3 separate regions of the Homo sapiens genome follow, and regions 1 and 3 are each linked to region 2. Evidence: chromatin loops called from intact Hi-C (ENCODE). Cell type or tissue: B cell. All regions are shown on one strand. Each heading gives the region's core, and the rest is flanking DNA. Links, peaks and the distances in the headings are about the cores only. Region 1 has its middle 24 kb from the start of ABRAXAS1. Region 2 overlaps GPAT3 (glycerol-3-phosphate acyltransferase 3). Region 3 has its middle 110 kb from the start of GPAT3.

What was found. Peaks named below come from ENCODE experiments on the same cell type or tissue, not always from the same donor. Only the 100,000 strongest peaks of a DNase experiment are listed, where the experiment ranks them.
Region 1: a loop joins it to region 2, with 6 times the contacts of the local background. A loop is called at or near these places in 12 of 110 quality-filtered maps.
Region 3: a loop joins it to region 2, with 3 times the contacts of the local background. A loop is called at or near these places in 4 of 110 quality-filtered maps.

What each region holds. Positions count from the first base shown.
Region 1 is chr4:83,505,597-83,512,844 of GRCh38, reverse strand. No RefSeq gene overlaps it. Among named protein-coding and RNA genes, the nearest start is that of ABRAXAS1, 24 kb to the right of the region's middle. In B cell, for the core only: CTCF peaks have their summits at 3,400 and 3,599 (motif pointing left); a DNase peak (open chromatin) is centred at 3,554.
Region 2 is chr4:83,578,934-83,586,181 of GRCh38, reverse strand. GPAT3 (glycerol-3-phosphate acyltransferase 3) reads right to left here. Exons shown (of 12, transcript NM_032717.5): 3 at 4,350-4,620. Among named protein-coding and RNA genes, the nearest start is that of GPAT3, 46 kb to the right of the region's middle. RefSeq lists a silencer at 3,352-3,646. In B cell, for the core only: a CTCF peak has its summit at 3,780 (motif pointing right); a DNase peak (open chromatin) is centred at 4,051; H3K4me3 peaks cover 707 bases; H3K27ac peaks cover 1,340 bases.
Region 3 is chr4:83,641,297-83,648,544 of GRCh38, reverse strand. No RefSeq gene overlaps it. Among named protein-coding and RNA genes, the nearest start is that of GPAT3, 110 kb to the right of the region's middle. In B cell, for the core only: CTCF peaks have their summits at 3,479 and 3,684 (motif pointing left); a DNase peak (open chromatin) is centred at 3,664; H3K27me3 peaks cover 248 bases.

The DNA of each region.
Region 1 (7,248 bases), core at 1,164-6,163, 73 kb after region 2:
ATCGTCAGAAGAAATGAGAGTGAGAGAGCAGTATACTGTTGAGGGCTTTTTTATCCAGGCCAGGAAAAGCCTGAAATGAGGCCACTGTTGTGTGGCTGAAGGATGAGTGACCAACATGCAGTGCCTCTGTTGGCCAGGTGACCTGCACACAGTCCAGGTGGGGCTCTCTGGTGTCTCCCTGTGTTCCCGATTCACCTGGACTCCCTGTCTTCCTTCGTTAAACAGATTACAATAACCAGTGATATCACAACTTACTTTCATATTAGTCATATTTTTAGTCATTTATCTGGGAAATCTACTCAGGTCAGCTTCATGGGTGTTCCCCACATCTCTTCAGGACCACATTTACCAGTTTTTTTGTGATGGGATTTATTGCTACAAATGACATTATGCATAGTTTCAATCATCCCCTTGGTTCAGAATAAGCAATTGAGGGGGGAAATGATAGGCAATAAATAAATATATATATTATTCTCATTCTCAAAGAATATTCTTATTTTCAAATTCTGACAATCTGGGGATGTCTTACTCCATACATATAATTACTTTATTAGTAATCTCCTAATGAAAAAGTCCATTTATTCCATAGGCAAATGTGGAAGGCATAATATATTATATATATCCCAGATATGATGATGAATCTTAGGAGGTTAATGAATAAAATGATCCCATGCCTGGTGAAGAAAGGACTATAAATACAGAGTAACCTAGAAGGAATCCACTTTTGCATCTTTCAAACTATTTTCCACTCTGCTGTTAGAGCCGTCATTTCTAAAGCAAGCATCACTGTATTGTGATTTACTCAGTCTTATAGTCATGTGTAAGTTATCAACAATCCAGCATAGGTTGGGTTATGCCAAGCCCAGTCTCATCCCTCCTTACTGCTCTCCTGGTCGAAGGTAAAGACTCTAGGACAAAATCTCTGATCTTCGGCAAGCAATTCTTTTTTTTCTTTTTCTTTTTCCAACTGGGTCTCACTGTGTCACACAGGCTGGAGTGCAGTAGCAAGATCATGGCTCACTGCAGCCTCAACCTCCTGGGCTCAAGCAATCCTCCTGCCTCAGCCTCCTGAATAGCTGGGACTACAGGTGTGTGCCACTATGCCCAGCTATTTTTAAAATAATTTGTAGGCCGGGCATGGTGGCTCATGCCTGTAATCCCAACACTTTGGGAGGCTGAGGTGGGCAGATCACCTGAGGTCAGGAGTTCGAGACCACCCTGGCCAGTGATGGCCAACGTGATGAAACTCCATCTCTACTAAACATACAAAAATAGGCTGGGTATGGTGGCTCATGCTTGTAATCCCAGCACTTTGGGAGGCCAAGGCGGGCAGATCACTTGAGGTCAGGAGTTTGTGACCAGCCTGGCCAACATGGTGAAACCTCATCTCTACTAAAAACTACAAAAATTAGCCAGGTGTGGTGGTAGGCACCTGTAATCTCAGCTATGTGGGAGGCTGAGGCAGGAGAATCACTTGAACCCGGGAGGTGGAGTTTGCAGTGAGCCGAGATTGCAACACTGCACTCCAGCCTGGGCAACAGAGGGAAGCTCCGCCTCAAAAAAAACAAAACGAAACAAAAATTAGCTAGGTACAGTGCCAGGCACCTGTAATCCCAGCTACTTGGGAGGCTGAGGCAGGAGAATTGCTTGAACCTGGGAGGAGGAGGGTGTAATGAGCAGAGATGGCGCCACTGCACGGCAGCCTGGGCAACAGAGTGAGACTGTCTCAAAAAAAGAAATAAAATAAAATAAATCAATGAATAAATAAATAATTTGCAGAGACAGGGTCTTACTATGTTGTCCAGACTAAAGCAATTCTTGAGTAAGCTCACACCTATCTTCCCAAGGGAAGGTCTACTTTGCTGTACCACACTCATCAGGTGTAAATAAAGTCAAGAAACATCTTTCAACACAGAAGTAAATGAGTCCCAGGGCACAGTAATCATTTAACCATACACAATTACTTAAAATTGGCACTGCCCACCACTTATGTCTAAAACATCTACAATCTTTTCTTTCAGTTTCCTCCTAAAAATGAAGGATAAGTGCTTGCTTTACATTTGTGCAATTAAAGGGTCCATTCACATGATTTCCCACAACAAAGAAACAGTTCACAATTGACTCAAAATGAGATTCCAAAATATATTTTAGTTTTCTCTTTCAGCTCAGGCAACCCTTTCCCCAAGTTTTGATCATCACTGCATAAGTCTTATTTGTAGTAAGAGGTCATAAGGTAGAGAGCTGCAAATAGTGCTGCCCTAAATTGGAAAGTGGTCTATTTGTCAACAATGTGCTTAAGATTGAAACTGGCCCGCTAACGCCATTTTAGGCCTGAGCCTGCCTGTACCCAGGCGCTCATTAAAACAGCATGTTGCTCCACACCGCCCCATATTGTCTGTCAGCTCGCTCTCAGGGTTCAGACCGATACAAGACTCTTACATCTGGTGCCGAAACCCGGGAGGGGTTCAGGTCTGCATCCCCTATGGACCTACCCCTCCACCCCAGAAAGCAGGCCACAGTAGCCAGACAAAGGAAGCTCCTCAGCCTCCAGTCACCTCTCTGTGCATGCACATCCATCACTGGACTCGCCTACTGGTAAGTTTCCCCGGGAGCCTGGTTTGGTTTACAGGGGAAAATCTGCACGGCTTCTCTTGGTTTCTCCGGTACGAAAATCCAACATTGGTCCAAGAAGGCTCCCATGTGTGCCAGGCACTTGCTGATCATCTGGTCTTAGGGGGACACCTCTAAGCCATTTGATCCTGTTCCCAAACGAAAAAGGCAGCGGTGATGATTGCTCCTTTCATTGTCTCCCTCCGGCTGTCCAGGATGGTCTACTTTTCCCTGTTCTCCCGAGCCTACCCTCAGTTATGGGAAACTCCTGGTCCTACATTCCAAAAAACAACCCTCTAGGCTGCCTCTCCAAATGGCCCACAATGGAACATTCGAGTTTACAGTTTTAACTGACTTAAGCAATTATTGCCAACGTCTGGAGAAATGGGGAGAAATTCCTTATGTCCAGGCCTTTTTGCATTCAGCTCACAACCTGACCTCTGCAATTCTTGCTTATCTGTTCAAATCCTTCTCCTCCATTCTCACCGCCCTGATAGCCTTTCTCCTCCCGACCCTACCTCTTTTTCCCTCGTTCAATCTAGCTGACTGCTGTTCACCCCTCCCAGCCCCTACCCCTTCCTCTCAATCATCTTCTTTAACCCCCCAAGCCTCCTTGTTATCTTCTCAGCCGCCATCTTCCCAGCTGCCATTTTCCCAGCCAACGTCTTCCCAGTGATCATCTTCCCAGCCACCATCTTCCCAGTCAGCTGTATCCACTTCTTTTCCTACACCATCCCCTCCTCAGGGCAATTCTAGTATTGCCTGTACCCATTCTCCTCCTCTACTGCCCTCTCCTGAGGTTTGTAAACCCATTCCACCACCTTACGCCCCTATCTATCCTCCACTGCCTGTTAACTCCCCTTCCCCCTTCAAACCCTCAGCAGGAACCACTTCCAAGTTCTTCCTTCTCTCCTGCCCATACTGGCTCAGGCGCCATCTTTGGCCCATGCCCCATTCTTACTTCAGCTCCTGTGCTAGAGTGCCCCCTTCAGGAAGTAGCAGGAACTGAAGGTATTGTTAGAGTTCATGTTCCCTTCTCCCTCACTGATCTCTCTCAAATTAACAAAAGACTCAGTTCATTTTCAGAAGACCCGACCTCTTATATTTGGGAGTTTCAGTACCTTATGCAGTCTTATGAACTAACCTGGCATGACCTCTACATTATCCTCTCTTCCACCCTCACCCCAGAAGACTGGGACCATATCTGGACCCTAGCTCAGGTATACGCTGATACAATTCATCACCAAGCTCCTGCCCAGCCTACTGGTGCAAAGGGGGTCCCCAACCAGGACCCCCACTGGGATTATCAAAACGGGGGCCTCTGGATGCCGCCATCAAGACCACATGATTGTGTGTCTTCTTGCAGGACTCAAAAAGGGTTCCCATAAAGCAGTAAACTATGAAAAACTTTCAGAAATCACCCAAGGTCCTGACAAAAACCCAGCCCTTTTTCTCTCTCATTTAACTGAAACCATGAGAAAATATACCAACCTAGACCCAGTCAGCCCAGAAGGAACCACCATTTTAAACCTTTGGTTCATCTCCCAATCCACCCCCGATATTTGGTGCAAGCTTCAGAAACTTGACGACAGCCCTCAAACCCCACAACGAGACCTTCTTAATTTAGCCTTCAAAGTCTTTAACAATCATGATGAGGAAAGTAAAAGGCAAAAACACGCAGAGTTTCAAATGCTTGCCTCTGCCATTAGAGGCCCTGCAGGCCCACGAGGCCACAGCTCCACACAGAAGCCTCCTAGCAATCCACCTCCACTTGGCACCTGTTTCAAGTGCGGCAATGAAGGCCACTTGTCCAAACAATGCCCAAACCCAAGTAAGACCACCAAGCCGTGCCCCCTCTGCAGAGGACCCCACTGGCAGTGGGACTGTGAGCAGCCCCCGCAAGGACTGCCCCATCCCTTCCTGAGCTGGCCAGAACCTCCTACCCGGATCTCATTGGCCTAGCCGCTGAAGACTGATGGTGCCCTGGAACGGACACCCCGGCAACTACCATCGCTTCATCCAAGCCAAGGGTAACCCTGATGGTGGCGGGTAGGCCAGTATGTTTTTTTAATTAATACCGAGCAACCTACTACTCTGCTTTACCTAATTTTTCAAGACCCATCCAGTCCTCCCAAGTCTCTGTTGTGGGAATTGATAGAGAAGTCTCCAAACCCCGAGCCCCCCACTTCATTTTTCTGCTCCCTGAACACCTTTTCCTTCACTCACTCTTTCTTAGTCCTGCCCTCGAGCCCATCTCCGCTCCTAGGCAGAGATATCCTTTCAAAACTTCACAATACTCTCCACTTCCACGTTCCCCATCGTATCCAACACATCAACCCAGACCCCTCTGGGGCTTCTAACTTTCTTCTACTCCTCCAACCTCCCACCTTAAAACATGCAACCTTTTCTTATCCCCCATCCGTAGTTAACCCCGCTTTTTGGGATACTTCCACACCCTCAGTCGCAGAACACCATAGCCCCGTCCACATTACCCTTAAACAGCCCACCCATTTCCTATCACAGAAGCAGTATCCCATCCCCCAAGCAGCTCTCATATGCCTAAAGCCTATCATTTCTCACCTCCTCACCAGTCATCTATTCTGCCCAACAAACTCCCCTTGTAACACACCAATTCTACCTGTTAAAGAGCCAGATGGAACTTAATCACTTAGTCCAGGACCTCAGGCTCATTAACCAAGCTGTACTCCCAGTATGTCCAGTAGTTCCTAACCCATGTACTTCACTTTCCGCAGTTCCCTCCAATACCACCCATTTTTCTGTCCTAAACTTAAAGGATGCTTTTTCACAATTCCTTTACACCCTGATTCCCAAAACCTCTTTGCCTTTACGTGGGAAAACCCTGACACCCACATTTCACGTCCACTCACCTGGTGCGTACTACCTCAAGGTTTCAGAGACAGCGCCCACCTTTTCAGACAGGCCCTTGCTTGTGACCTCTGTACCTTATCCCTAAAACTGTCCACTCTCCTTCAATGTGTTAATGATCTGCTCCTGTGTAGCCCCTCCCAAAGAGACTGCAACGCCCATAGTATCTCTCTCTTTTAAACTTCTTGGCAGAACAGGGGTATCAGGTCTCCCCTAAGAAAGCACAAATATGCACCCCCTCATTCACTATCTAGGCCTAGCCCTTACCCCGCTAACCTGAGGGCTCACAACCGACCACGTATCCCTCCTCCAGTCCCTCCCGCCTCCACAAACTAAGCAAGACATTCTCTCTTTTCTAGGACTAGCAGGATATTTTAGACTCTGGGTTCCCTCCTTTGCTCTACTTGCCAAACCGTTATGCCAAGCCACTAAAGGCCCTCTCCATGGGCCTTCAAACCCTGCACAGCCTATTACCCAACCTTTCCATCTACTCCAAAAGGCTCTCATCTCAGCCCCTCTCCTCACTCTCCCAGACCTCACCAAACCTTTCTCCCTCTATAGCGATGAACGGCGTGGAGTTGCATTAGGCGTTCTAACCCAGTCTAAGGGACCCACTCTCCAGGTTGTTGCCTACCTCTCTAAACAGCTTAAAGCCACAGTTCCCGGATGGCCTGCCTGTCTCTGAGCATTGGTGGCAGCTGCTCTCCTTTTAGGCCTTGAAAGCCTAAAACTTTCTGTCCATGCCAACCTAACAGTTTATTCAACCGATAACATCAAAGACATGCTGGCTCACCGCAGTGTACTAAGTCTCTTCTCTGCCCCACAGCTCCTCCAACTGTATGCTCTATTCATTGAAACTCCCCACATCACCATGCTAACCAGCTCCCATCTAAACCCAGCCATGCTCTGTCCCTATCCTTGTTCTCTCCTCTTTACTCCTCAGAAGAAAAGGAGGACTTCCGGGCCCAAAACCTTCAAAAGCAAGGACCATGGTATGTCAAGAAACGGAGCTTTATTCTTCCTCACTCTCAAAGCCTTCCTCACCTCCAAAGCCTCCACAACTCTTTCCATGTTGGTTACAAACCTCTCCTGCAACTTCTCCGCCCTATTCTCACTTGTCCTCACCTTTCCAGCCGTGTTTGAGAAATTACCCAGTCCTGCTCTATCTGCCACTCAGTGTCACCCCAGGGCTCCCTCCTGCCTCGGACTTTTCCTACCCACCAAGCCCAGGGCCAGGTACCTGGGCAAGATTGGCAAGTAGACTTCACTCACATGCCACCCGATAAACAGCTCTGCTATCTTCTAGTCTTTGTCTGTACTTTCTCCGGGTGGGTAGAAGCATTCCCAACAACTTCACAAACTTCAGAAAGTGCAAATATTGTCACACAAACTCTCATCATGCATATAATTCCCGGTTTCGGACTCCCAATAGCCATCCAGTCCGATAACGGACCTGCCTTCACCAGCCAAATTACCCAAGGCGTCTCTACATCCTTAGGTATAAAATGGGTCCTCCACACACCCTACAGGCCTCAATCTTCAGGCAAAGTTTAAAAAGTTATCTCTGTCCTTAAAGCCCAACTCACCAAGCTGGCTCTAGACACCCACCAGTCGTGAACAAAAAAATCTCCCTTTTGCCCTCATGAGACTCTGCACAACACCAAAGACATCCTCTTTTTATAGTCCCTTTGAAATCATGTATGGCCAAACTTTTGTTTTGGGGCCTCCACCCTTACCAGACTCTGAGCCACT
Region 2 (7,248 bases), core at 1,335-6,334:
TGAAGCAACACCTAACACTATACACCACGCAATATTCTAAGTACCTTTTATATTTAACACATTTAATCATCCCCAAGACTCTATGAGGCAATAATATTATCATTATCCCCATTCTACACATGAAAAAATTGGAGCATAGAAAGGCTAACTAACTCACCCAAAGTTACACAGAAAATAAGCAACCGAGCCAGGATTTGAACCCAGGGCTCCAGAATTCATTTTCATAAGCATTATGTTATTCTGTCTTTCAGGAGATTATGATTTAACATAGCAGTTTAGCATTATTTAAAACAAGAGAAATAAGCAGTGTCTCACGGCTACAATCCCAGCAGTTTGGGAGGCCCAGGCGAGTGGATCACTTGAGGTGGGGAGTTCGAGACCAGCCTGGCCAACATGGTGAAACCCTGTCTCTATTAAAAATACAAAAATTAGGAAGGCATGGTGACACATCCCTGTAACGAGAACCGCTTGAACCCAGGAGGCAGGGGTTGGTTGCAGTGAGCCAAGATTGTGCCACTACACTTCAGCCTGGGCAACAAAGTGAGACTGTCTCAAAAAAAAAAAAAGAAACAGCGTAAAAGGCAGCAATCTTAACCCATTTGGAGAAACACTCCATCAATAACACATCTGAACATGCAGCCCAATGTGTTTAAGAATAATGTGCATATTCTGTACTGATATAATGTACATTATAAAACATCTGGAAACGTAAAAAAAAGTATAAATATTTTTATTTAAAAATACAGTATTTTGAAATTATATTAATGTTGCAATTTGTCCTCACTCAAAATAGGATAATAAAGTAATACATTAATATATATTATTAATTTTATAATTATAACTATCAATTTTATAATTATAACTTAATAACATGATATATTACTATAACTAATAAATATAATTAATACTATTACAATTTTGAGCAAGAAGAAAGCTTTTTGAACATGCTTTCCTATAAATACCTTGATAAATAAGGTGTTAAATTTTGTTAAAGACTTGACATAGCAATTTGAAGGTCAGGTTCTTTTTTCTTGTCAGTTACTGATGCAATAACTAAATTATTGTTTAATCTCATCATCAATTATGCAAAACTTTTAAAATAATGTTTTGCCATCTTGCCCCAATGAGAATCACTTGTTCCCATCCATTAAATCAGAAGGAGTTTCATTTTAACATGTTTAACAATTGGGTTCAAAACTACTGAAACTTTTTATTTGCTAGATTAACAGGCCAGAACATTATGTATCCCAGTTTAAGTGAGGCAATGTTAGAGTTCTCATAGATGACATAAGTTTTCAGCCACAGTCTGTTTTTTAAGAGCTTTATTGACATACAATTCACATGCCATACAATTCAACCCATTAAAATGTGTAATTCAGTTCAGGCACTGGCTCACGCCTGTAATCCCAGCACTTTGGGAAGCCAAGGCAGGCGGATCACTTCAGGTCAGGAGTTTGAGACCAGCCTGGCCAACATGGTGAAACCCCATCTCTATTAAAAATACAAAAATTAGCCAGGCATGGAGGCACATGCCTGTAATTCCAGCTACTCGAGAGGCTGAGGCATAAGAATCGCTTGAACTCAGCGGGCAGAGGTTGCAGTGACCCAAGATTGTGTCTAAGTGATGGAGTGAGACTCTATCTCATCATAAAAATAAATAAATAAAATAAAGTATGCAATTCAGTAGTTTCTGTCATATTCACAGAGTTGTGCAACCATCACCACATTGTATCTTAATACAATCTGGTTTTTGAAAAGCTCATTTTGTAGTAGGTGCTTCTTTTAAAAAGCATTTACAAAGCAGTTCTTCCACACTGAAGAGTATCCACTAAGAGTAGGAGTCTGAACTCTGCATTTTCTTTTTGTTCTTGGATGCTTATATCACTGCACTTGATCTTAGCCCAAAGGCCAAGAAGTAATAAATGTTTACATTGCTTTATTATCTTAAATCATAGTTTCTTTGCAAAAATATTTTAAGTCACTTATCTATTTTGTGAGCATTTGTTTAGTAGATAAGGGAATCATAACAGCATTTTCTGGGCCCCCACAGCATGGTGAAAGCTAACCAACAACAAACAAGGGCATCTCAAGCACTGTGCTGTAGAATTCCTCATTCTTCCTTCAGGTTACCTTGGATACGAACCAATCCATATATTAAACTTGACTAAAGCTTCATGTGTTTTTGTTGTTGTTGTTGTTGTTTATTTTTTTTGAAATGGAGCCTCACCTCACTCTGTCACCCAGGCTGGAATACAGTGTCTCACTGCAACCTCCGCCTCCCGGGTTCAAGTGATTTCTCCTGCTTCAGCCTCCCAAGTAGCTGGGACTACAGGCATGTGCCACCACACCTGGCTAATTTTTGTATTTTTAGTAGAGATGGAGTTTAACCATGTTGGCCAGGCTGACATAGAACTCCTGACCTCACCTCGGCCTCCCAAAGGGCTGGGATTACAGGCAAGAGTCACTATGCCCGGCCCAGCTTCATTTTTTTTTTTTTTTTTTTTTTTTTTTTTTCAGACAAGAGTCTCGCTCTGTCACCCAGGCTGGAGTGTAGTAGCGTGATCCTGGTTCACTGCAACCTCTGCCTCCTGGGTTCAAGTAATTCTCTGCCTCAGCCTCCCAAGTAGCTGGGACTACAAGTGCGTATCACCACACCTGGCTAATTTTTGTATTTTTGGTAGAGATGGGGTTTCACCATGTTGTCCAGGCCAGTCGAACTCCTGGCCTCAAGTGATCTGCCCACCTCAGCCTCCCAAAGTGCTAGTATTACAGGTGTGAGCCACCATGCCCCTGGGCTTTTTCTTTTTAAGAATGAAAACAGAATAAATGGAAGCTCTAGTTATAAAGCGAACAGAAGCTTTTTTTCTTTCTTTCTTTCTTTTTTTTTTGGATACGCAGTCTCGCTCTGTTGCCAGGCTAGAGTGCAGTGGCACGATCACAGCTCACTGCAACCTCTGCCTCCCAGGTTCAAGCGATTCTCCTGTCTCAGCCTCCCGAGTAGCTGAGACTAGGTGTGCTCCACCACGCCCAGTTAATTTTTGTATTTTTAGTAGAGATGAGGTTTCACCATGTTGGCCAGGATGGTCTCGATCTCTTGATCTTGTGATCCGCCCACCTCGGCCTCCCAAAGTGCTGGGATTACAGGCGTGAGCCACTGCACCCAGCCAGAACAGAAGCTTTTAGTAAATAAGAGCTCTAATATTTCCTTCCTGCATGCCAATGGATAGTCTTGTACACTCCCAGAGTACACGAACCCTGTTTTGGGGGCACTAGTTTAAGGTTCAAGCAAAATTATATGTGAAACCTTGAATTTCGCTTCATTATCACAGCTGAAATGATTCCCAAAAGACATACTATGCCCCAATGTCTGAACTAGCAATATGGGCAAAAAAAAACAACAACAACAACCCAGAAATAATTTCTTAGAAATCTGCATTTCCCTGTAGTTAAGCAATACTTTCCCTGGTAATAAATCTGAATGAGGCAAGCATAGGCCACCCTGGGGGTGGTAAAAAGATTTCAATTCATGTGCCAAGTTTAGTTGGCAGGTAGCCACTGCCTGGAAAGCTCTGCTGAGAGGATGCCAAGGCCATGTCCAGGGAAATGAAGCAAGATGATCAACAATAATGTTGTGGCTGGTATACGTGCCTACTACTGCTACCACCACGCTAATCAGATCTCAGCCACTTACAGCTTCATCCCACCACGCAGTGCCTTCTACTCATGTTCCACATCGTGCTTTCCATAAACTAGGCTTGACACTGCCTCCTCACCAGGTGGCACTCAAGCTCAGAAGCAGAAGGGGACCCAGGTGGGGACACTTTAATAAGAGCAGTCCGTGATCACAATGAATTGGATGGAACAAACACACTTCGAAATGGCTCTCTCCCACGTGTAACCACACTCAAGAATTTTTTCTCTCTTATGCAGTTATGAAGTGCTATGGACTGGCAAAGAAAGGCAGTGGGTTCTGGTCAGCTCTTACAGTTTGGCTGATGCTCTAGTGAATATGAAACTGTTGATGATCTCTCTTCTTCTTCTTCCTCTTCCTCTTCTTCTTCTTCACTTCCCTTTTCTCTCCATCCTCAAGTTAGCTCAGACTCTAATAGCAAAGTGGATCCAGATTCTAAGATATACATTGGATTCTGAATATACAACTTCATTTGGGGAAAAATTGTGAAAGGAAAATGGATACGTAATACATTCCTTTAGAGGTCATGTTTGGTGGCATTTCCTACGTGGGAATGGGTGGAATAAGCACCACAGAACACTTACGTGGCCATTATGTACATGATTCAAAAAGAAAGCTGAGTCAAGCGTATCATCAAATTACCAGGCATATGACTTACCTCAGAGGCAGTAGGACACAATAGCGCACTATGACGCCCAGCACCCACACCATAGTGAGCCGCAGACTGATGTACTGGAAATTTACATTGGTTCTTGTGAGGAGATTCCATGACACTAGCTCCTCTGAGGAAAACCTCTGGGTCACTTCATCTTCTACAATGGCTTCCAATCCCTTCTTGGAGAAATAAAACACGTCAGACAGCTCAAAGTCCCTTCCTCGTAGACCAGAGAGCCCTTTTTCCATGGGTGACTCATCTCTTTGGATAATACCTTAAAAGAAAGCATCAGGACATGAGAAAATGCCATACGACAGAAGAATTGACCAAAAGGGCAACTTTAACTGTGTAGAAGTTAAATATGCCAAACAAGTAAATAAGTTTAATGGGTGACATCAGCCATCTTCAGAAGTAAGAGACAAACAATTGCAGTGGGAAAAGAGGTGAAATCACTGTGTCTGCATGAAATGGCCTCTACCTCATGATCTTTGTTAATTATAAAGAGGGGTTTTTGGTCCTCCATAATCCTCTTGTTTGGAATTCTTCCCTGCATACCATTAGACAAAGAACTCACACACACACACACACAAAATTCTCCCCAAGTATAACTCTAGATTGTGTAAAAACAAAGACTTCTGTTCTCCCTGACAAAAACCATAAAATCAAAAAGCAAGCAAAATGGCAAAAGATTCACCATAAATGGCAAAAAGTTGATTTTTTTTTTTTTTTTTTTTTTTTTTGAGACGGAGTCTTGCTCCGTCACCCAGGCTGGAGTGCAGTGGCGTGATCTCAGCTTACTGCAAGCTCCGCCTCCCGGGTTCATGCCAATCTCCTGCCTCAGCCTCCCAAGCAGCTGGGACTACAGGCACCCGCCACCACAGTCGGCTAATTTTTTGTATTTTTAATAGAGACAGGGTTTCACCATGTTAGCCAGGATGGTCTCAATCTCCTGACCTCGTGATCTGCCTGCCTCTGCCTCCCAAAGTGCTGGGATTACAGGCGTGAGCCACCACGCCCGGCCGATTTTTTAATATATGAAAATTATTTAATAAGAAAAACACAGCCTCCTGCATAAAAGTAAGCAAAGTTCACAGAAACAACATGAATATTAATAGTTAATATCATACAACTTTTCACTAGTGAAAAAGGAAATGTGAATTAGACAAAGGCCTATTTACAGTATCAAATCAGCAGCATTTTATTCAATGACTTGAAATGACACAGGTACTCTCATATTCAACTTGTACAAGTACGGAAGTAGTAGCAACTTTGTCAAAGTTGGTTTGGCAATGAAAAGACTGAAGATAGTTTTGCTGATGATCAATAACTCCAATTCTAGGAATCTGTCATCAGAAAATAATTAGAAATGTAGGCAAATGTAGGCAAGGGTGTTCACTGTAGCATTCTTCATTACAATTAATCCAAACAATGATATAAAATGCACCCATTAACAAATACTATAATGTTAATCAAGAAAAGACGGAATCTAAAACTATAGTTTCACTCTATGAAATACATATACATAGAAAAAATGTAAAAATGAAAACATTAAGTAGCTATTTCTAGACAATAGGATTAGGTTTTCCTCTCTGTGCTGTTACTGTATTTTCCATCAAGAAAATAATTAAATGATTTTTTAAAGCAGCATAAATTTTTATGAATTGAAAAATGACTACTGTCATTCAATTCTAACTATTAAATACAAAAAATGAGAAAGTCTTCAAAGAATAAAGAGTAGCTATATACACAGTCATATGATCATTCATTGGTTCCTTTGGGGTGTATCACAAAAGGTTACTTCTGACATTAGACTACAAAGAAAAATATTTTCTTTTGAGATAGTAATTAAGATGTTAAATTCCCTGAAAGAAGATCTTTTTTGATCACCTCATTTTCCAGTTTACTAGGAAATCAATGAGGAAAATGGACAGTGCTGTATTACCTATCCCGGAAAGAGTTATACGTGTATTAGTAGAAAGAGCTGTAATAGTTCAGTTTTCGGAAGGACTAATACTACACTAGAGGAGAAAGGAAAGAGGACCTGGAGTCAAAAGCCAAGTCCTGTTTAGGACAACCACCAGCTCCATGACTGATGTCTTTTATAAACTGAGAGAATGGAAACAATTTAGTTTTCTTACAGGGCTAATGTTTTATGATTTTAGGTGTGGGATATATGGGGATTTTGGAGTTTTTGTCCTACATGCAAAGTTTATACCTAGTCACCTTAAGAATTAAAGCAATAGGGGCTTGGCATGGGGGCTTATGCCTGTAATTCCAACACTTTGGGAGGTCAAGGTGAGCGGATCACTTGAGCCCAAGAGTTTGAGACCTACCTGGGCAACATGGTGAAACCTGTCTCCACAAAAAATACAAAAATTAGCTGGACATGGTGGCATGTGCCTGTAGTCCCAGCTACTTGGGAGGCTGAGGCAGGGGGATCACTTGAGCCCAGAAGATGGAGGCTGCAGTGAGCCATGATCATGCCATTGCACTCCAGCCTGGGTGACAAAATGAGATGGAAAGGGAAGAGGAGGGGAGGGGAGGGGAGGGGAGGGGAACAGAGGGGAGGGGCGGGAAGGGAAGGGAAAGGGAGAAAAGAGGGAGAGAAGGAAGGAAGGAAGGAAGGGGAGAGAGAGAAAGAAATAAAAATTAAGAAAGGAAAGAAAGAGAAAGAGAGAAAGAGAGAGAGGGAGGGAGGGAGAAAGAAAGGAAGGAAGGAAGGAAGGAAGGAAGGAAGGAAGGAAGGAAGGAAGGGAAGAAAGAAAGAAAGAAAGAAAGAAAGAAAGAAAGAAAGAAAGAAAGAAAGAAAGAAAGAAAGGGAAAGAAGGAAGGAAGGAAGGAAGGAAGGAAAGAAAGAAAGAAAGAAAGAAAGAAAGAAAGAAAGAAAAGAAAAGAAAAGAAA
Region 3 (7,248 bases), core at 717-5,716, 63 kb before region 2:
GACAAAGCTGAAGTTTTTCAACCACGTGTCAATCGGAAAAGTCTTTGAATCCACCTGTGGCCTGTAAGCACCACCCCCTATTCAAGATTTCCCACCTTTTTGGGCCAAACCAATACGTACCTCCCATGTATTGATTTTATGTCTTTGCCCGTAACTCCTGGTCTCCCTAAAATGTATAAAACCAAACTGTAACTCAACCACCTCAGGCACACTTTCTCAGGACCTCTTGATACAGTTCCCCAGGCCACGGTCACTCATATTGGCTCAGAATATACCTCTTTAAGTGTTTTACAGAGTCTTTCATGAACAGGAATATTCATTCCCATTCTATCTCTGATTGTTAATACTTGACCACATTTTGTTTCCCCAACTCTTCGGCTGTTTTGACAGTGGTAGAAAGATCACCTGTCAAGCATTGCTTACAGTATCCAAATACAGGAAGTGGCATTCCCTTTTCATCAGTGAAGCATCTGGGTGTCTCTACCCAGATCCAGAGCCATAGGAGCAGCTCCAAACCTTCTGGGTCCCCCAGGAGAGAGTCCACAGTCACTCATCCAGTGCTCAGAGCCTGCCAGAGTAGAGGTATCAGCTGGGTCATCCATCACCAGGATAGGAGGTGCAACAGGCGTCAGCTTGTTTCTACACGGGCTATTACAACATCTCTAGGCCCCATATCCATTGCAGATTGCCCCTAATTTGAGAACTCAAGGTAAATCTTAAATCTTTGCTTGAGCTGAAAACCAAAATTCAAGCTAAAATTAACAGTAAAACCTGCAGTAATTCTGAATAATGATGGTCTCTGTAACAATACAGCACCAGAAATTAAATACTAAAAACCTATTTGAAACAACAGCTCTGTGGCCCACTTTGATGGACACAAAATAACGCTTTTGTTGTTTGTATGAAGTAACATTAAAGAGGAAAAGGGGAATACAAAATGGCATTGTTAGGACAATGTAATCGATTGGTTATCATGATGCAGAATATTTATATGTACATTAGTAAAGATAGAAGATTATTTTGAGTAATAAAGTGGTTTAATAATTATTTTTGGTAAATCTGTTTACATTTGGAAAGAAATTTGAATGGAAGAGAGAGATGTGCAGAAAGAGTTAATATAACTTTAAATGGAACTGGTTTTAAACAAGTGACTCTGTGCTGCTGTCCCACAAAATGCTCCCTTAGAAACCTCTGGCATCCCTCAGGGTCAAACGTGCATAACTTAGTGACCATTTCATCCTCTGAATCCGTAGGTGCCACCCTAGTCACACATTACACTATCACCTTTAACTTTGTCATTCTTCACTCTGCCTAGACCAGAGCAGACTTTTAGAGAATCAAAAGTACAGCCCCACTGGAAATGAGTAAAACCCTACCCCCCAAATAAATGTTTGGTCAGATGGTGTTATCCATCAGAGCTGAAGGGACATGAGGCTAGTGAAGAGAAGATTCTGGGCTTTATGTTAATGCTGACCTTCTCTGGAGCAACGTGGTCTCTTTAGCTTCCACACATGTCTAATCACTAGGGAGTTGTCTAGCTACACGAATTTTTCACATTTGTCAGCTAAATCAGCGCTCCAAATGCACAATGCAGCACTTAGAAACATTATGTGAATTTATTAAATTCTCTGGAGGACTTTGGGTCCATAAAGCAGTAAATTGATTACAGAGAACTGAGGCCATAATATTTTCATCAGCAGCAAAAGCTGCTGTGCTCCCATATTGTGCATGGCATATGAAGAGAAGCTGTTCCTCACTTCACTTGAGCTGGCAGGCTGAGAATCACACAGGAAACAAGGGGAAGGCTCTGGAATGCATCAAAATGATGCGTCATTTAATCAGTTTCTTTCAGAACGCCAGCTTTCAGGTACGCCTCTTATAAGAAAACTAAGGAAAAATATAAATAGCCTCTTCCTGCTTTGGATTTGCCTATGAATGCTTTCAGAATTAGCCCTCATGATCATAGCTGTTCATTGACTTTACCATGAAAGAGCGTATTGACATTATTATCAAAATAAGGGGCATTAGTAGCAGGTCAGGAGGAAACGATGGGTCTGTGTTGATGACATGGCTTGGATACTAAACATGCTTACATGTGGTTTGATGATCACATAACTGATGACCAATATCCCCTCCAAAGAAGGAAGGGAGAATCCTAACACTTTCTAGGATGCCCACCATGCCAGGAATTATTATAGGTGCTTTTCCATAGATTATCCTATTTCAAACTTTGCAACAATCTTAAGAGCTAGGAATGATAATTCCTGTTTTTAAGGGAGAAAGCCAAGGCTTAGTAAATTGCCCAAAATCACACGGCTGAAAAATTAGGTTGGAATCCAGACCAGGACTGTGTGTTTCCAAAGACACCCTTGTTCTTTGACCCCATTTCAAAATCTTTGATGTTCGTGTCTTCTAAAAGATTTCACTCCCCAGAAAGTAATTGGATAGCTTTCTGCTGCTGCATGGGAAAACTTTTGTCGTCTCAAATGTTTCTGGAGGGAGAGGAAGGGGTAAATCTCGGGGCAGTCGTGTTAGTGTCCTGGCACTAGAGCTGTCATTTTAGAACCTGCGAGAAGACTAGAATATTCTAGGCTAGTCCTAGAATATTATTTTGGCCATTTCACTGTGTCTTTGAGCCTTCTTCGGGCATCCTGGAAAAGGGAGTGATTATGACATTTAGGTATGATGAATGATAATCCTTTTTAAATCTATTAACTGGATTTTGATAAACATCTAAAATGACCGTAGTTCTTCCCTCTGCATTGAAAGGAGTGATGCAAGAGGAATAACCAGTGTGTTGGCAATTCTTACTTCTTGGTTGCCTCCAGACTAAACAAGGTCTTCGTATAGAGGAGCAGAGACCTTGCTACAGGAAGACCATGGAGGCAGGGAACAACCACTCCTCTCCTTGCACCACAGCTCTTGGACTGAGTTCTTTGGCTGTGATGGAAAAGAAGCAGTGTCTCTATAAGGCCTAAAAACCCCTGGCTAAAGGCTAATCTCAAAGGGAGGGCTCTGTCTTACTAAAATTTGTGGATTCCCAGTGCTTGGCAGACTGCCTGGTACACAGTAGACCCCCAGTAAGTGTTTATTAGATTCAATTGAAATATTAAGACAGCTCAGCAGTTTGTCAAGTTATAAATGCAGGAGTATGAGAATTACTTTGTGAGCTGTTTTTAAATATAGTAATTTGTGAGCATAATTGTATTTCATATGTGGTAATTCACAAAGTTAAGCCCAGCACTTCCCAGTTCATCTTAAAGCTATCTATTCAAGCAACTCTTGACTCTATAACAAAAACTATCCACTATCCATTATATCTGAATTTTTCTCAGCATATGTGCCCATCCAGAATAGTATTTCAAAACTGGAATTATCCAGGCCACACTGGAGCATATAATCAACTTGGAATTAGCCATTTTTTTCTTTTTTATTATTTCTTCCCCATATTGGCTGCAGTTGTATGAATTACAGATTTTATCTCCCTCAGACTTTTTTGCTTATGGAGTGGGGTGACTGATTTTGGTGCTTTCTCTTTTATTGCCTGTCTGACGTTAAAAATCCTATCAACCGTTCGGAAACTAATCTAATTCATTTCGAGAATAATGTTGTGAACTCTATTTACAGAATCCAAAGCCATAAAGCTTCTAATGCTACGTGAAACAGCACCCCCTACTGGCAATGTTGTCACATTACATCATCATATCCTCAGCACTGAAATCCATCTCTCTCCTGTTGAGAAACTTTGACAAGTAACTTCACAAACAGAACCTATTTAAAATACTTCAAATAGAACAAATCTCTTACTCTGTTTTACCTTCATGGAAACTATTCCTTGATAACAATTTTTGCTAAGAAAGGAAAATATGTGATCTCCCTTTTTCTAGGACCATAAAGTTGTAAAAGGCAAGTTTATTTCAAACTTAACATCAGGTGGGTCCAAACCATGCACTTCATGTCTCTGTGTTTCAGCAGTACAATTCTTTGTATAGCAAATGTACTTTCTTACAAAACACCAAAACTAGCTTTAAAAATAATTGCATATGATTTTTTCACTGTGACCATTTATTCATTCCCGACCACAGCATTCATTCAACAAGTAATTTTTTTTTTTTTTTGAGATGGAGTCTCACTCTGTTGCCCAGGCTGGAGTGCAGTGGTGTGATCTCAGCTCACTGCAACCTCTGCCTCCTGGCTTCAAGCGATTATCTTGCCTCAGCCTCCCAAGTAGATGGGATTACAGACACGTGCCACCACGCCCGACTAAAATATATATATATATATTTTGTATTTTTTGTGGAGACAGGGTTTCACCATGTTGGCCAGGCTGATCTTGAACTCCTGACCTCAAGTGATTTGCCTGCCTCTGCCTCCCAAATTGCTGGGGTTAGAGGCGTGAGCCTCTGCACCCGGCTACATTTAACAAATATTTACTGATCATCTAGGCTTGAGAATACCACAGTGAATAGCATGCATCTGGTCCCTGCCCACATAGAGCTTACAGCTGAGGTGACAGAATAAACCCATCCAATGCTGGATTTGACTAAGGAAACATCTGTGGAATCACAGAGCAAGGGTACTAGCATAGCCAACGGGAATTCAGAGAACCTTATCGCTGGCACTGTGAGTGCCCCAACCATTCCCCAGGACACACTGAAAGTTACTTGGCGCTTCAGTAGATTGTTCTCATCTTATTCTTGGTTTCCCGCATCAAACACCTGCATTTCTCTGGCCGAGGACTTCTGCTAGCGACAAAATGGGCAAGCTAAAAGTACCAGGGAATTAAGCAACCCTCAGCCAGTGAGGGACAGGAGTTGGTGGATAGACACCCTAGCTCCCTTGCCCTTCAATAGATAATTCTGAAGTGTATTCCACTCAGGCTCTTAGAAAGTCCCTGGCCAGGCACAGTGGCTCACACCTGTAATCCCAGCACTTTGGGAGGCCGAGGCGGGCGGATCATGAGGTCAGGAGTTTGAGACCAGTCTGGCCAACACAGTGAACCCTGTCTCTACTAAAAATACAAAAATTAGCAGGGTGTGGTGGTGTGTGCCTGTAATCCCAGCTACTCAAGAGGATGAGACAGGAGAATCACGTGAACCAGGAGGCAGAGGTTGCAGTGAGCTGAGATTGCGCCACTGCACTCCAGCCCAGGTGACAGTGCGAGATTCAGGACAGAAAGGAAGAAGAAAAGAAAAGAAAAGAAAAGAAAAGAGAGAGAAGGAAGGAAGGAAGGAAGGAAGGAAGGAAGGAAGGAAGGAAGGAAGGAAAGGGAAGGAAAGGAAGGAAAGGAAGGAAAGGAAAGGAAGGAAGTCCCCAGTAGAATGTGCACAATTCATTGTTAACAGGACTGCTGGGATTTCAACAGGCTTGGTAAATGACATTCATCTTTCTCACAAATGTTGTGAGGCAATTAAGAAATCCGACCAAAGAATAAGGCAGCTAGGAGAATAGATATCACATTGTTAATATTGAAAAATGAGGCTACGTCTCTAGGCAAGTAGATCACATTGCACTCAAGAATTAAACTGCTGGTCTTTTTAAATTTTTATTTATTTTTTTGAGACCTGGTTATAAGACTGGCTAATTTTTGTATTTTTCGTAGAGATGGAGTTTCACCATGTTGCCGAGGCTGGTCTCAAAATCCTGAGCTCAAGCAATCCATCTCCCTCAGCTTCCCAAAGTGCTTAGATTACAGGCGTGGGCCACCGCACCCAGCCACTGCTTATCTTTTGAATCCCAAGCACCACTGGACTGGGCAAGCCTCTGAAAAACAGGGCCTGCCTGGTGCATTTATGACAAGGATGATCAGAGTGGAATGCAAGCTTCCAGAAGACAGGCTCCTCCCAAGAGAAAAAGGGAAGAGGCTGAGCCATTTGGTCAGTTATTCCTTCCACATTCACCAGTCAGATAAGTGACGTATCTTCCAGAAAGGAGCAAGGAAGGGGCATAAAAACACCAAGGAAGGGACCTAGAGAAGACACTATGTCTGAGCCTAAGAGGAACACACATCATCCAGAAATCCTAGACTAGTGGAGCTCCCTCCACAAGAATAAAACCTCAACAGTGGGAAAAAGGGTCCCCACCACCACACACTCCATCCCATGTCAAAACTTTAAGAGAGTTTTGCTAGTCCAGTGATTCCCTCATACCACCATTCAACATAGTAAATAAAAACAACATCTTTTGTAATTTCCATACTGTCAACACTCTTTCTGAGTGACACTGGTCCCCAATTAAGACAGCAGTAATCAATTATATGAACAAACAATAATCAATTATATGAACAATAATCAAGTCTCTATAGCATTAATAAATGGATTTTAGCCATGTAGTGCCTACTTTTAAAAGGCACTTAAGAAAGGCTTCACTTTTTTCTAATTATTCTTTCAACATGTATATAGCCCTTACTATATGCTAATACGGTGACATATTTATTTAACACTCACAATGACCTTACAAGTTGAGTACTAGTACAAGTTGAGTACCACTACTTAAATGAGAAAACTAAGAAAGCTAAGACTCTTGCTGAAGGTCACAGAGCTAATAAGAGTGAAGCCAGGAGTAAACATTGGTGACTTTTCTTTTTTTTTTTGAGACAGAGTTTCGCTCTTATTGCCCAGGCTAAAGTGCAATGGCGCAATCTCGACTTACCACAACCTCCGCCTCCCAGGTTCAAGCGATTCTCCTGCCTCAGCCTCCCGAGTAGCTGAGATTACAGGCGCACCACCACCATGCCCAGCTAATTTTGTATTTTCAGTAGAGACGAGGTTTCTCCATGTTGGTCAGGCTGGTCTCAAACTCCCGACCTCAGGTGATCTGCTCGCCTCAGCCTCCCAAAGTGCTGGGATTACAGGTGTGAACCGCTGTGCCCGGCCCACCTTGGTGACACTTATGTCAAAACTCATGCTCTGAAGTACTGTCCAATCCTTCCCTCTAATCATTAAGCTAGATGTTTGTCTTAGGAGGTCATTCAATGTGTTTTAAATTAGAAATGCCAGTAGGACAACCAGTTAGTGAATAAAGCAAATGGACTCAAATATTCTGCTTCATGAGTAATTGGCCCTCAAATGCACAAACCAAAATTTGCTAGAACAAAAGTCCACATAAACTAGGAAAAGGAAGAAAACGGTTCCATCATTTTTGACAAACTGTTGCCAAGTATCTTCCAACTTAAAATTGGTCCTAATAATAACTCTAACTCTTTGAGGTTCTATTTATCCCTGTTCTCTGTATCAGTGAGATTCTCTT